Linked DNA regions of Homo sapiens: region 2 is linked to region 1. A link is an interaction called in ENCODE POLR2A ChIA-PET data of the cell type or tissue named here. Cell type or tissue: PC-9. All regions are shown on one strand. Each heading gives the region's core, and the rest is flanking DNA. Links, peaks and the distances in the headings are about the cores only.

Region 1 (7,949 bases), core at 1,537-6,536:
AAAGGGGAACACAGGAGAAAAAAGTCTTATTTAGTTTAAAGTAAATTACATAAGATATTAATAACATGCCTTTGGGCCATAAAATGCAGAAATACCTTTTTTTTTTTCCTGGTCATCAAAGCCTACCCCTAAACAAAGGGGAAAGTTTCCAGATACTACTCCTGCTCTTGTTGGCTAGCTCAGGAAAGAATGGTCCACTGTGTAAGTCTGTATTTGGACCAGGTCCAGGGTGGTAAGATGGTCTCAGGGTCACTAACTTCTACCTTGTGCAAAACTGCATTAGTCAGAAAGGGGGCCCAAATTCAGACAGGCTCAACAATTCCTTATATATTTTTCAAAGTGCTTTTGTTGCATGTTTCATTTTCTGCTATACATGGCAATAAATATTTGTTGCTTTGGTCTGTACAAAGTCTGTGAGGAAGGTAAGACAGATGTTACCTAAATGGACAAACAATAAATACAGAGAACAATCTTGTTCTGAGTCCCCCAGACAATAGTGAAAGAACCTGAAAAAGGTCTTTTGATTCATAGTCCAAATCGACACCATATTGCCACCTTTCAAGTTGTTGCTTACATACAGTAAATACCAAGAACCAGACAATATTCCAGGAGTCCTGCAATGAGACTGCATGCCACAGCTTTCTAAAAGAGAATGTGAAGGTCCCCAGCAACTCATATATAGAAAGCTATTTATTTCCTATAGAAAACTCAAAAACAAAGAAAAAGAAAGAAAAATAAAGAGAGATAGAAAGAGAAAGGGAAAGAAAGAGAGAGAAAAAACAAACACACAAAAGGTGGTCTTTCCCCAAAAGGCAGGCAGTTGAAGGGAGGACATGTAGTTGCTGGAGTGGAAACAGTAACATTCAGTTAACAATGGAATATTTAAAAAAAATAGTTTTCTTTTCAAATTGTAACTTGTGGTAAAACATAGAAAAATGTACTAAACGAGCTTGTATAAAACAGTAAAATTTTCAAATAAGCCCAGGGAAAAAGCACAATGCTGGAAAGAATGCGGTACAACGGGAGAGGAGAAAAGATTTCATACAAAACTACCTATTACAATACAGAAAAAAGTATAAAATGTTCCTACTTTGGAACTTAAGTACAAAATGACACTGGCATTTGATCACTTCACTATCTAAGCCTGAGGAGCTCTCAGAGGGTGGGGAGAGATGCTAGAAAGAACAAAAGGAATAGCAGTTTTTAAATCTCAAGTTGATCAGTCCAAACTCCACCCGTTTTTTTTTTTAGCTGAAAATATCACCTCCCTCTGTAACCTCTACCCATATGGCAAAGTTCATCCAGGCCTCAAAAATATTCCATTAGGTAGTCCACAAACACCCTACTCATAGGGGCTGGGATCTCTGTGTGCTGGAATTTGGAAAATGGAAATAAATCTACAGGCTAAATGGTGAACACATTCAGTCTTTAAAAAAAAAAGCATATCCCTGTGAAATTTTATACATACATATATATATATATATATGTATGTGTATATATATATGTATATATATATGAAATTCTCTGTGGTTAGAAACATATTTAAACTAGCCACAGACCAAACTAGATCTGCATTCATCCAGCGCTGGAATTTTATGCTAAATACTAAGGTCCTTTTTCTTCTTGGTCAGAAGTAGGCAACAGTAAAAGTGGTGCTTTGTTGCGCCACTGAAACCGCTCCCTGGGTGGGTCTTCCCCGTATCATGTGTTGGTAGCACATGCAAACCCCTGCTTTCACGGAAAGGACTGCTTGGAACTTTGGGACCTGTCCAGGGCTCATGTGCTGTGCCTCCGGATAGGATGAAGCTACAGATGATAAAACAGCTACGTATAAAAGCAGATGGATTTTGTATAGGGACATATAAATAGGAAAGGTCCTGGAGGAAGGGACTTATGCCTGGGCCCCAAAGTCCAGTTTACAGTCACATTCCTGACCATACATCGTGAAAATTGTGTGTGTGTGTGTGTTTGTGTGTGTGGGTGTGTGTGTATGTCCATGTATATGCTGGTGGTTTTTATCCCTACCTTTTGCCCATGCCCTTTCCTACTTCTTAGTAAGGCCTAACAACAAGAATTTATATGAAACCAAGATTCTTTCCAAGCTTTTCTCAGTCCCATAATTAGGGACTGAGTGAGGCTGGAGCCCTTTGAAAACAAGATGGCAGAACTGAAGAAGTGAAAAGCAGTCTCTCTCTTCAGCTTAGGGATGTCCCTCACCCCTTTCACAGCACCAAAGTTTCTTTGCAAAAATAGTATCTGAGATACAAAAGGAAAGGCAGATGTGCTTGTGAATGCATCTCGCCAGGGCCTGGTCCAGGATCAAGGGTGTTACAACAGCAGAGGGCTGGGAGCAGCTGTTTCCAAGGTCTCTGGCTGTAGACAACAAAGAGCTGGTCCCCCACATGGTCAAGGTCTGCTAAGTGAGACAGTCTTCACAAGAGTTTTCGGTGGAGGATCTCCCAGACCATCCGCTTCCGGAAGTATGGCATGTGTTGCTGTAGGGACACAGAGACACCCTTAATTTTCAATGCTTTTGTCTAGACCTGATACGCCTTTCCCCATACTTCTTTCTTTTGCAAGGTTTTCAACAAACAGTCTCAGTTGTATTTCTGGTCTTTTAAATTATTCATTCTTGGTTACATGTAGTTTTTTTCTTTTCATTGCTTTTTCTATTGTTATTTTTCACCATTATAGCCTTAGAAGTTACACTGGGTATTTCCAGGAATCCCCAGGCTATGCCCACGTCTCTAAGAATTTTGAGAATGGTGTCTAATAAGTCTTCTATGTTGAACTTTTAAGAGGATATGAGCCTAGGCCTAAAAATAAAAAATTCACCTTTTAGAAGAATTAAGGGAACTTGAAGAGTCAGCTCAGGCTGGTCTAGACAAAGGGCTATGGTAGAAAAATCTGGTAAAGTCACTGATTCAAACAGAAGTAAAAGTGGAGAACACATCAGAATAAACCATAATCTCTAATCTCAATCCACTTTGGTCTGAGAGACCACATGGACAGAAATGACCAATCACTCTCTAAGAGAAGACTGACCAGATTCATCAAGTGAGGGGTCAGGGGAGGGGGCAGCATAACAAATTACACTAGGAGATTGAGGTATGGCCTATTCCCAAACCTGACTACTAACGAAATGCAAGGGAACTAAAGAAACCTGCTCTGGTCCCAGTTCTCTCTAGAAGTTACAGTAGGTAGAGGAGACAGGCAGAGAAGGTTCTGCTCTTGAAACCTTTACTACAATAACTGAGGTGTGGTAACCCAGGACGTGGCTTATCACTAATTTTCTTTCTTTTGTGATGTGATTCAGGTAGTAACCATCAGTGTTATGAATCATGGGCTGAAGCATGCTAAAGGTTAGGGTAGAGGCCCCTAAAGAGAACAACTGGAGAGAAAAACATCTACAGGGCAGCTTGGAGACAAAGTAATCCTAGAGCTCCCTATGGAAGGCTCAGCTCACCTGTGTGAAGTTGATTGGTCTGTCTTTGGTAATACAGTCAGCATATTTGCAGGCAAACATCCCACAGTCACTTCCATTCATCTGCTGAGGAATCTCCTGGAAGACCAACAACAAAAAAAATGACATCTTTCCAAGCTTCTTTCCTTCTTAGATTAAAAATAAGAACCAAAAGATATAAATTGTACAGGTTTCTCTAAATTACAAACAGATGACTCTGGCCCCCCAGTCAGGACAACAGAGGCTCAAAGAAACAAAATACAACATTCCAGTCAGGTCTGTGTACTCTGTATTAATCAAACAGGAGAATATCTCCGACTCCCATGGCACCTAAGGGTATAAAAACTGCTCCCTCCCCCAGAGGCCAAATAATCAGCAAACATTCCCCTTAGGAGTGAAAAGCTTAGTAAAATATCTGGGCATTTAGAAAACCTAGTTCTACATAAGAAACACACTATCACTTTTCCTACGGATAGCTTAATTTATCCTCCCCCAGAAACCAACCAACCAAGCTGAAGTCAGGCTAGACACGAACACAGGTGGTCCCTGGGAATTAAGCAGTAAAATTCTTTCCTCCCCAAATACCCTACTTTTAGGACTTTTATTTCATCAAGATGAAAGGTACCTGGCTTTTCTTGCTGAAAAGCTGCCAGCCATTGGTGTCAAACTCTTTCCTTTTCTTGTCAATGCTTTCTTGCTTTAGGTATTGCCTAAAGGTATCAGGAGAGAATGAGATAAGCAGTGGGGAACATCGATGACAGCTGCCACACTAAGAATGGGGCTGACAATACCTAGGAACAAATTTGTTTCATCTGCTCTTCTGAGGAAAAGAGTATATAATACTGGGCAGGGAATCCCTGGATTGTTAAGTTTTCTCCAGAGCTGAGCATGCCTCTTCTAGCTTGTCTCTTCTAATGTCCACTCTGTCAACTCAAAAGGAACATGACCTCTGCCTCTAACAGTTAAGCTCCTTCTACCTACCATTCCTTCTGAGGAACAATTCTTTTTATTCTTTTCCTTGGTTTATATGGTCCTTTAGAACTCAATCTAATGGAAGAAAAGTGTTTTTCTGGTACTATTGAGGTATTTATTTACTACTGTTAGGCTTGGCTCTCCTATCTAAAAATTAAATCCAAATCAACAATGTATTGAGTGCATACCTTCAATAGAGCTCTCTTTTAAGTGCAAACTGTTCACCATTGTGGAATGTACTTCCTCCTGGCCATCAGAGTGGTACAGTGAGGAATAGGTATTTTGGAAAATGAAACAGGTGGAGCATAAAGAGATTTGCATTCTGGTCCACCTGAGCCACTAACTAATAGGACCTGGGCAAATCAAAGGCACCTCTGTGGGCCTTGGTCTCTTCATCTGAAAAATTAGGAGGTTGGATTAAATGATTTCTAAGTAGCATCTATATCTTTATATCTAGTCTACATTTTAGTGCATTAGGATAGTAATTGCTCCCATTAGGGCATACTTTGGTATTGTTTTTAAACTAAACTTACTTAGATACAAAATATGCATTTTTACTTAATATGAAGATTTTATCAATCACTCCATTGAAGGTATCAAACAACTGAGTTCAATTACTGGAAAAACACCACCTATACCCGATATCAAACTCTTCTGTCCTCAACTCCCTACTTACAAGAGTATTCTGCAGGCTTCATTGTTTATCCCACCCATGGAGTCGTAATAGGTAATATTCTTCTTTCTAAAGTCCACAACCTGAGAATAAGAAAAAAAGTCTCTGTGTTTATGAGATGAAGAAAATCGGTTTATCAGTTTTTCCCTTCCCTGCCCTTTGGAACCTTTTGCCAGACTTCCTACAAAATCATGACAAGTTTGACTGATATTTTGCATTATATTATGCTTAATCTGTAGAGAAAAAAAATGAAGGGTTATTTACATAAAACTATGATGGCACTCATCAACAGGTGGCCCCATTATTGCTGTGAAGCCTTTTTCTAATGTTCATTCTCTCCCTCTGCAAAGTGGGCAACAGTGAAGAAACTACATGATTTTCAGGGAATATAAGGTGAGTATCTCAAAATCACTTCCACAAAGTTTCAGAAAGATGGTGAGCAGATTCTGGGTTTTATTTCTTTATATTGAGAAGTTCCTTTTGGCTTTATGCTTTTGAAATGTAATCCAAAACAGACTGTGAAATAGTTTTATTAACACATTAAGCTAATGCTCACAGAGTCATAAAAATATTAAATTACCAAGTATGCAAGGTAAGTTATGATTAGGCTGAAAATAACAGTCACAGAATCTGAGTGGCAGCATCATTAATAAGTCACTTTTTTTCCCCCATGCCTTCCTTTAAGGCTGCTTAGACACCCTATAACTCTCTTTTAAATATTTCTAGAAAGGGAAATTCCACAGCTTTCTTCAAAATCTACATCCCAATCTTGATAGGAAGTTCATAGATCTATCTGATTTTAGTCAACCTACTACTAAACACTCTTTCTCTCAATAATCAAGGGAACATGTAGAACTACTACTCACTACCCTCTGTGTGTTCTATAAGTACATAGCTTTTACATTTTATCAAAAATGAAAGGGGTACTCACAGCTAGACACCAGTGTACTCCCAGGTGAATGGGCACCAAAAGAATGTCAACAGAAAATACATCTACTTTCTTTGTCCAACGTTTCACTGCCTGATAACCAGCCGTTTTTAATTTAGTGAAGAAAAAGGTATTAAATGCATGCACACTTGGCAAGCCCTTCTCTTTACTTCGCTCCATCAGCATATTCATGTAGAAATTGATGATCTGTGGGAAGAAATTACACCTATTAGAATAGACACTCAGGCCTAGCCTTTCAAAATAGTTGCAGTTGCTGTGTTGAATAGCATATGTAATTGTTTCCTAATAAACTGAATTAAGTCTTCAACATCCAACAGATTCATTTCTCTAAATCAAATTCTGACTAGAAGGGGGAAGGCTGAAGTGCTATAAATGGTGAAAAGAGAAAAAGCTGACATATATATTATGGGGTTGGGAGTACAAATGGGCAGACGCTGGCCAGGCTTGTAGAAGACTGAAGGTTAGGTCAAAAGACTGCAGGAAGACAGGGGTGTTAAGGTGAGGCTTACAGAAAAGGAGAGGAAGGCATGCAAGCAGTTTAATAATGCACATTAGCAGTTACCTTTATCTACTGGAACTGTGTGAGCAATTTAAGTAGATACTGAGCTCAGTTAGCGCCTAGTGTTAGTCAAGTTAAAATCAAGAACTCAAATTTTATATGACAGCCACATGGTTTTACACAAAGATGGAAAACTCTGCTCCATGGTTAAAGACTGCCTTTTCAACTTAATAACCCATCCTGCAGAGGCAAACTCTTTTGGTCTCAAGTAGAACTAAGTGACAGGAGAAGCCATTAATTATACTGGAAAAACACCTGTAAACTGATAGTAGCTCAGCAATGTCACCTTTATATAAAGGCACACATGGAAGTATAAAAACCTACCTTATATGAGACCTAAAGTCAAGTCACAAACATGAAGAATAACGTTCTACCCCAGAATCTATATGGTTAGCTTTCTCATCTTTGTTGATTCCATTTATGCCTTCAATATTAAGTGTGGAAAGAAATTACAATGGCTGAGTGGGGAGATGTGTGATTCTTTGTTAATGAAACGACATCTTCTCTAATAGTGACTATGTTGTGTATGGTTCCATTAGGTCCAGGACTCTTTGGTACTAAAACTTGAAAGTTATCGTGCCGGAAGTTACTGCATACTTACTTTATGTGGCCAGCTGAGGTCAGGCCAGTGTCTGTCAACTGCAAGGAATGAATGGGCTAACTGATCCACGGCTTGGAAATATGACTAAGAAAACAGGCACATTTTTCAGAATGCTTTTTGGGGAATGGGAAAATGCCCCTGTTCTTTGACAAATATTTACACACCAGGATGCCAGAACAGTGAGCTACTGCCCAACAGTAAGCAACGACATACTGGGTAGGCAGCAGGGGAACACTGCCAGGAACACACCGGAGCACGGTCTAGACCAGAGAAAGGGCCTATAGATGAGGATGCCTAGGCAGCTGCGGGAAAACCACACTCGCCATGAGGCAGAGCTCTGAGGTAGGGGAAGGCTAGGACTGAAGAAAGACACTGTTTTCTCTGCAGCTGATGACTGAGCAACAGGCCCAGTCAGCCCAAAGGACTCAGGTTGTGGCTTATTCTCTGCCTAGTGTGATGCCCAATAGATAACTGGAGATCAGTTGTTACAGATAATAATTAATCAAGACACAATTAGAATCAGGTATTTCTTAACTATAAGTTTTCAGTCTAACTCTGCCCCTCAGGATAATGGTGCTAAAGACTGCCTCTAGGTTTCCGAAGGCAGCCATAAATGCAGTAGGATCTTCCCAGCAAGTACAGATTTCTAGGCTGTAAACTATGTTCTCTAATGAGGAAAAATTGGCAAGAAGGAATTCACTGATTCCTCTGGCCTTCTACCCATCTTATAAT
Region 2 (7,949 bases), core at 1,415-6,414, 110 kb before region 1:
TTCTCTAAGATGTTACCACAAAGGCCAGGCGGTGTCTACTGTATGTGGACTACTGTAGAGCTGAAAGTAACTGAGGGGCAGTTCTTTGCTGCATAACAGAATCAGTCGTAATGTTGATCATTAGAATCTTTGTCCTTAAAAGTCTTTCAGTTCTTTCCTTTCCCCATATTCCCACCATGGGGAATTGTCTTCTACTTGGACTCAAGCCTCCTACCATGTTGTGGCTCCTTCCTCGTCCAATCTCCTTCTAAACTAACCAACACTCACCCACAAATTCCTATGTTGGTTATGTCTGTCTCAGTCAAAGCCCACTCCATGCAAGGACTGCCTTCCACAACCCAAGTGGCCCATCATGGTGTTCGTTCAACAAAGTGCTTGAGGAAGAATTTTCCCTGTCAGTGACAGAGGCCCCTTTCCTAACACACCAACACCTTGTGTTACAGACAGCAGTCCTTGTGCTAGTGTGTACATGTGAATGTGTGTGCAAGTATGGGTGAGAGCATATGTATGTACAAGTATGTGTATGTGTGACTGTGTGTGTGCACATGCAGGGACAGCCCTAAGAATTAGATCAAATGTTATTGGGAAAAGGCACAAAGTAGATGTTTAGACTCACTCGTTAGGTGTTGGATCTAGAGCTAGGAAATCCCACATGTCAGTCTTATGAGGGCCCCAAGGAGGGGATTCCCTATACCCAGACTGCATCTGCTTGAAAATTAATTAATTAATTGTGAAATGACATAGAGATGATGCAAAGGAAAATAAAGAGATAGAGCCATGGGGAACTGGAAAGACAGAAAAAGAATCCATTGAACAGCAAGTTCCAAGGTCATCTTGATTCTCAGAGACCTGGGCTACAGTGATTTGCCATACATGCCACTGGGAGGGACAAAGTTAGGTAGGAGTTTCTACTTCTTGGGCATGAAAGACCGTGGGGAGGGGGAGCAAGATGAGCTATATAGCCTCCCCATCCCCAGAGATCTCTGAGGCCCAACATAGCCCACCTGTAAAAATGGAGCCAGGTCCTGGCCTTCCTGGAGGGAGAAGGAGGGCAAGGATGAGCTCTAAAAGCGAAACCTAGTTTAAGAGATTTCCAAGCAAAGGAACATGAGCCCAGCTGCATCCCCAGAGTTAGAAGGAATGGCTTCTTGAGGGTTGGGGGAACAGGATGTGGTTAGGATTTCTTATTTATTTATTTATTTATTTAGAGACAGATTCTTGCTCTGTCACCCAGGCAGGAGTGGAGTGGCACAATTATGACTCACTGCAGTCTCAACCAGCTGGGCTCAAGAAATCCTCCTGCCTTACCCTTCCAAATAACTGGGACTACAGGCAGCACTCCCCAACATGCCTGGCTATTTTTTTTTTTATGTTTTGTTGAGACAGGGTCTCCTTCCATTGCCCAGGCTGGTCTCAAACTCCTGGGATTAAATGATTCTCCTGCCTCGGCCTCTCAAAATGCTGGGATTACAAGTGCAAGCCACTGTACCTGCTGGGGTTAGCATTTCACCAGCTCCTTCTCTCACACTGCTTATGTTCTCCAGGGTTTAGAGCCTCCAGAGGAGTGAGGGCTGTAGACAATGTGTTCAATGTCACACATGTCACAGGGAGACGCAGGCAAGACCAGGACGCCAGTGGACGAGTGCTAATGGCCTTCCCTATTGTGTGTCCAGGCAGCCCCACTGGGCCCTGGCATAAAGAGGCCCCTGAAGTCTGTGCTCTGCCCTTGTTGCAGGGCAGCACTGCCAAGCCCAGGAGAATCCTCTCTCTACTTACCTCCTCCAGCCCCACTAGATTCTGACCTGGCTTGAACAGCCATGCCCCTCCAACTGGGATGAGTTCTTCAAGGAACGAGAAATGGAGACTGCATCCCAGCTCCATCCCTGACTTCCTGTGTAACCTTTGCTAAGTTGCAGAATCACCTGAGCACCCATTTCCTTGTTTAGGGAATGGCAGTAATAATGACTACTTTGTGGGGTTGTTTTAGGATGAAATGGAGGGTACCCGACTTTGGTCTGGGGGACAGTGGAACTGGTCTGGCTTCCTCCAGGGCCACATCATGTTGTCCAGTGCTCAAGCACTGAGCACTTGAGGGCAGGGACAAGTCTCACTTATCTCTGTGCCCTCAGTACCTGGCACAGTGCCCAGCTCATTCTATGGTATCCAATAAGCATGTGTTGAGCTAAAGTTGGCAAGTCAGAAGGTCATGGAGAAGGAAGCATCTGACAGGTTCTGTCTGTCACCTTCAAAGGGCAAGGATCTCAGTCCCCATCCCCACCCCAGGACCCACCTCCCCCAAGCCCCACCCAGCTCTCAGTGTCTCTCAGCACTTCCTCTTCGCCTCGTTTCTTTCTTGGGCCAAGGATCACCCTGGGAGTGTCCCATACGGGTGCGCTGTGATGACGTGCCCTGCTCTTGCCTAAGATTAGGTTCCATAACTGCTCCACCTGAACCCAGGGCTCTGCACACTCCCTGGGTCCCATTACTCCATCAGGCCTGGACCCCCTCCCACCACACCCTCCTCACTCACCTAGTCCAGATAAAATATAGGATACCCAATTGAATTTGAATGTCAGATGTACCTATACTAAAAGAAACCATTGTTTATCTGAAATTCAAATTTAACTGGGCATCTTGTAGTTTTATTTGTGAAGTCTGGAAAGCCTACCTAGGCAGTGCCTTTCTACCAACCATGGTCTTCCCTTCCTCCATACCTGTCTTCCAGTCCCACCAGAACCTAAATGACCTTAGCAACTGGGACCATTCATTCTTTTATTCACTGACTCATCCGACACATTTTTATTGCACATCTACCAAGTGCCAAGCCGTCTGCTAAGCATTGGGGTTACAATGATGGAAATATCAGACATAGCCCCTGCCCTGTAGAGTTTACATTCTGGAGTGAACAGCAAAGGTGAAGGTGAAGAAACAAATAAATAAAATTATTACAAAGTACAATCCATGCTATTATGAAAAGAAATCAAATAGAGGACTGAAATAGAAATTAGAAGAGGAGGGCTGGTTTGGACAGGGCAGTGAGGAAAACTTCTCTGCAGAGATGACACTCAGGTGGATGTGAAGAATGAAAATGGGGCCAGCTCAGTGTGTGTGTGTGTGTGTGTGTGCGCACGCATGCACATGCTGGGAGAGGATGGGATTCTAGGCCCTATGGTAGGAAAAGAAGTTTGACTAGTGGGAGCTGAAAGACTCAAGCACCTGGCCAAGGATAAGGGGTATGAGATAAGGCTGGGAAAATGGGAAAAGTGTGGAATTACTCAGGGCCTCACAGGCTATGGTAACATTCCAAACACACACACACATGCATGTGCACATATGCACACACACAGCACACACGCATGGGCACACTGAAAGCTTCTGGAGAAAAGATATCATGAACCGAATGCTATTAAAAGACAGTTCTGGTTGTTTGTTTGTTTGTTTGAGACAGGGTCTTACTCTGTCACCCAGGCTGGAGTGCAGTGGTGCAGTCTCAGCTCACTGCAGCCTGGACCTCCCAGGCTTAAGTGATCCACCCACCTCAGCCTCCCGAGTAGCTGAGATGACAGGTGCATGCCACCACACCTGGCTGATTTTTTTTTTTTTAATAGATGAGGTCAAGCTATGTTACCCAGGCTGGTCTCAAAGTCCTGGCCTCAAGTGATCCTCCCAAAAAGACAATTCTTCATACTTCCTGGAGATTGAAATGGAGGAGGTGAGGGTTGGCAGCAGGCAGGCCAGTCATGAGGCCACTGTGGAGTCCAGGTAAGAGAGGATTTCATGGATGCATTAAGTCGAAATGTCCGCGAGGCCTCCAACAGAAGTCTCCAAGGGAACTGCTTCTGGGGGTCAGAACTCAGAGGAAGAATGGGGTTTGCCACCATACAGATGGTGTCTAAACCACAGAAACACAGCAGAGGGTACGGCAGGACCAAGTCCACGTGGCACTAGCTTTCCAGTCACTTTGGTGGCTTAGAAAAACCAGGGCCATGGTGGCCATTGAGAAGAATGGTGGCAAAGCAAGTGCATTTTTTGTGGGATCTGGTGGACTGGACGATATATTGGATGTGAAAGGTAAGGCAGCACCAAGGACTGCAGTCTTCAGCAACTAGAAAGATGAAGGTGAGGCAGGCTAGATTGGGGGTGACAGGGGGGAATCAAGGGTTGTCATCTGGATGCATTAAGTCGAAATGTCCGCGAGGCCTCCAACAGAAGTGTTCAAGGGAACTGCTTCTGGGGGTCAGAACTCAGAGGAAGAATGGGGTTTGCCACCATACAGATGGTGTCTAAACCACAGAAACACAGCAGAGGGGATGGCAGGACCAAGTCCACGTGGCACTAGCTTTCCAGTCACTTTGAAGAGAAACCTGCCAAGAGGCCTGAGAAGGAATCACAGACAAGGCAAGAAGGAATCACAGACAAGGCAAGAAGGAACCAGAAGGACAACGCCGCATGGGGAAGCAGAAGGGAGAAGAGAGGGCCTCCGGAGGGTAGTCAGCTGAGGCCGGGCTGCTGGGAGAGGACATGGGAGGCACAGAAGCTCTCCTCAGGCCGAGTTGCATATGAACAGCTGCAGTGAAGCAGTGGCTGGGGCTGGGGGAGGAAGTGGAGGCAGCAAGGGGCCCTGCTCTTGTGAGGAGGCGGCTGTGGAAGGGTCAGCGCGATGTACTGGCAAAGACGGATCCTGGAGAGGGATACTTTTAGAGATGAGAGGTAGAGCATGCTGATGGGAATGGTCCAGGAGAAAGCAGGGTGGGGTTAGGGGTCAGGGGAAGATATGAAAGACAGCTGAGGCACCCTCTCCCTCAGGTGCCCCCGTCTTCCTCCACAAAGGCGAGGGAGCCGCGGCTGTGGGACCTGGACCCAGGCTTGGATGGAAGGCAGAGGCCCAGCCCCCGCTCGGGTGGAGAAAGCCGCGGAGGGGAGGACCTGCCTTTGCTCTGGAAATAGAAAACCAACATTGGTAACTGAGTAACTCCCGGAGAGGGGTGCAAAGGCACTGGCAAAATCTGAAGGAACAAAAATAACCTGTCCCGCTTGGGCAGCGAGGTGGATCGGATGTAGGGGGTGCAGCGGCCTGACCTGCAGGGGCCACGGGGGCTCTTCCCAGTCCTGCTTGGCCACAGCCAGGAGCGATGGTCCCTGGGAGGCAGAGCATCGCCAAGAAAAGGTCAGGTGCTCAGCCCCAGGCCGGCAAAGTCCCATTTCCTCTACCCACCGCCACTGCCTGCTCCGACTGCAGCCTGGCGCACCACCCGGACGGACAGACAGACGGACAGACACACAGACAGAGGCGGGCCTCGCAGCCCCGGCCAGCAGAGAAGTCCTGCGCGCGGGAGCCAGCAAGGCCGCTGCCCTGCCTCCCTCCGCCCACCGCCCACCCTTCTCTGACCGCGCCAGCTGCGGGTCCCAGCTCCCCTCCCACACCCCTCCCGCCTGCAGGGGGCAGCCTTGACTGCCAGCCTCTCTCAGACCTCCCTCTCCTGCGGCCCCAAAGCGCGGGCTACACACCTGCGTACCTGAGCAACCCACACATCTGTGCACCCCACACACCTGCGCACCCCCACACACCCGCGCACCCCTCACACCCGCGCACCCCATACCCTTGTTCACCCCTACACACCTGCGCACCCCCATACACCTGTGCACCCCTACACGCCTACGCACCCCCTCACACCTGCGCACCCCCATACACCTGCTCACCCACACGCACCTGCGCACCCCACACACCTGCTCACCCCCTCACACCTGCGCATACCCGACACTTGTTCACCTCCACACACCTGCACGCACGACTGGATGGCAGGCTCCTCGGAGGAACTTTCTACCAGCGTCTAGGAGTTGCTGAGTGATGGATTGGGCTGCGGGTGAACACACCGCCCTCTTCCTTTCTGCCTCAGTGCCGCTGTTCTCCCTCGCCTTGGGCCGGGCCCCTGCGTCCGTCCGTCTCTGGCCTCACCCCTGTCCCCAGGCTCACCGCCAAGGTCGCAGGAAGCAGAGGCGCATCTCCCCTTGCTTACACCACCCTGGCCCTGCTGCTGTCCAGCCCCCAGGCCTGCCCTCCTCCCCACTGCGCCAGGACAGCAGGACCTTCAGGGAACGGAGGGGCCAGGCTGCAGGGAGCGGGGCTGGGCCCACCCTCCTGAGGAGGAAAGGAAGGTGAGAGTCAGTGACCTGAGAAGTTTCCATGAACTCTGGCCATGAGGGAGCAGGGGGGCACCAGAAGGCTGGGCCCCACACAGCAGGAGGGAGCCACCTGGCAAAGTGGTTTCCCTACCATCAATTTCTAATTGGATCCTGAGGTAAACAGACACACCGGACCTGCCCTGAGGAAGGAGGCGGGCTGCGAACTGCTTGCCACCATGGGCATTAGAGGAACCAGAGGTATCTGAAGCAGGGGGTTCAGGGCTGTGGACAGCCTGGCCGTCCATCCTGGGCAAGGGGAGATGGCTTGCCCAGGGAGGACGGTGAAGGCTGTTCCCATCCCCACTCCCACTGGTGCTGTTAAAGTACGGTTCGTTGATGGGTAAACTGAGTGCGTGTGAGTGAGAGAGAAGGGGTCATGGTTGGTCTGAGGAAGCAACCAGTTCAACACCTCCAGCTGCTGACTCAGCTGCCTCCTGTCCCCAGCCCTCAACATCTCCTTCCTAAGCCGATGGGAACAAAGACACCGCCAGTTTCCAGTTGTAAAAATCGGAGGAACAATCAAGAACAAAGATCAAGGCTTCACATTTTCCATGACATTGGTGCAGGGGCGGGGGCACCACGCCTACCTGGCACAGTCCCCATTCCCCATGCCCTCTGGGAAGCAGGAAGCTGCCATCTGGGCATGGGCAGTGCTAGCCTCTCCATTAGCATGGTGCCTCCCCTGGGTCGGCCTGGGTGGCTGTCTTGGCCAGGCCAGGCTGTCTCGGCAGAGCCTCCTGAACTCAGGGTCCCTCAAGCCCCAGTTCCTCACAGTTCTGGGAGATCAGCCAGCCTCAGAGGCCAGGAGCTGGGAAGCAGGGAGCCCACCCGGGAGACCCCCAAACCCGCAGCACTATACAGAGGTCAAGGGTCAGAGGGAGAAGGGCAGGGGGACAGCAGACAGAGGACTGGAGAAGGAGATATGGACTTGGGAGTGGGTGGGGTTGTAGAGGTGGTGAAGGAGCAGAGTTCTGGAATCCATTTGCAAGATGTCAAAGGGCCGCTGAGCCTGGGCTGCTTCCCAGGGTATGGCCGACATTGACTAGTCTCCTCGTCCTCACCCCATCCCTCTGGCACCCTACTCTCGCAGCTTCTGGGGGAGCTAGGCACAGAGTGAAGAGTCCACCCAGGTAAACAGATGATGATACATCTGTTTAATGGAGTACTCTTCAGCTGTTGAAAGTGACATAAACCCATTGATACTGGCAGAGAAAATGACCAAGGCTTATTAAGTGGGGAAAAAAGGTGAAAAATGATATATAGATTCTGATACCATTTTGTTAAAAATAAACCTAATACTACTACATTTGGATATGTGTATCTAAATCATGTAAATAACTATATATTTGAATGTACTTGAAAGAAGTATAAAAGGATAAATATGGAATAGTTAAAAGAAATTATATCTAAGATAATTTAGACTTAGACATTTGTATATGAATTTTTATAATAAGCATGTACAATCTTATAATAAAGAAAAAGGTGAGGGCAGAGAAAAGGGTTCAGAACAATCCAAGTCTGTGGATAGATGTGGACATGCCAGGTACACATGCACACACACACATGCACACACACGCACACACACATTCACACCCACATGCACACACACGCACATATGCACACATGTACACACACAAGCACACATGCACACACACGCACACCTCCCACATCCACACACACATGCACACCCACACAGGCGCACACACACACACCCCGAGCACACCTGGCCCACCAAGGAGGGCACACCTGGTGAATCTGGCAAAACT

The links. Peaks named below come from ENCODE experiments on the same cell type or tissue, not always from the same donor. Only the 100,000 strongest peaks of a DNase experiment are listed, where the experiment ranks them.
Region 2: POLR2A ChIA-PET joins it to region 1 with 9 read pairs; 2 of 35 experiments call an interaction of 5 or more read pairs at or near these places.

The regions. Positions count from the first base shown.
Region 1 is chr12:48,042,890-48,050,838 of GRCh38, forward strand. SENP1 (SUMO specific peptidase 1) reads right to left here. Exons shown (of 18, transcript NM_001267594.2): 14 at 6,040-6,243; 15 at 5,112-5,191; 16 at 4,089-4,173; 17 at 3,467-3,562; 18 at 8-2,495. The coding sequence ends at 2,433. Among named protein-coding and RNA genes, the nearest start is that of COL2A1, 42 kb to the left of the region's middle. RefSeq lists an enhancer at 2,465-3,664. In PC-9, for the core only: no CTCF peak of the experiment used is centred there; no DNase peak of the experiment used is centred there; H3K27ac peaks cover 1,072 bases.
Region 2 is chr12:47,937,083-47,945,031 of GRCh38, forward strand. No RefSeq gene overlaps it. Among named protein-coding and RNA genes, the nearest start is that of TMEM106C, 23 kb to the right of the region's middle. In PC-9, for the core only: no CTCF peak of the experiment used is centred there; no DNase peak of the experiment used is centred there.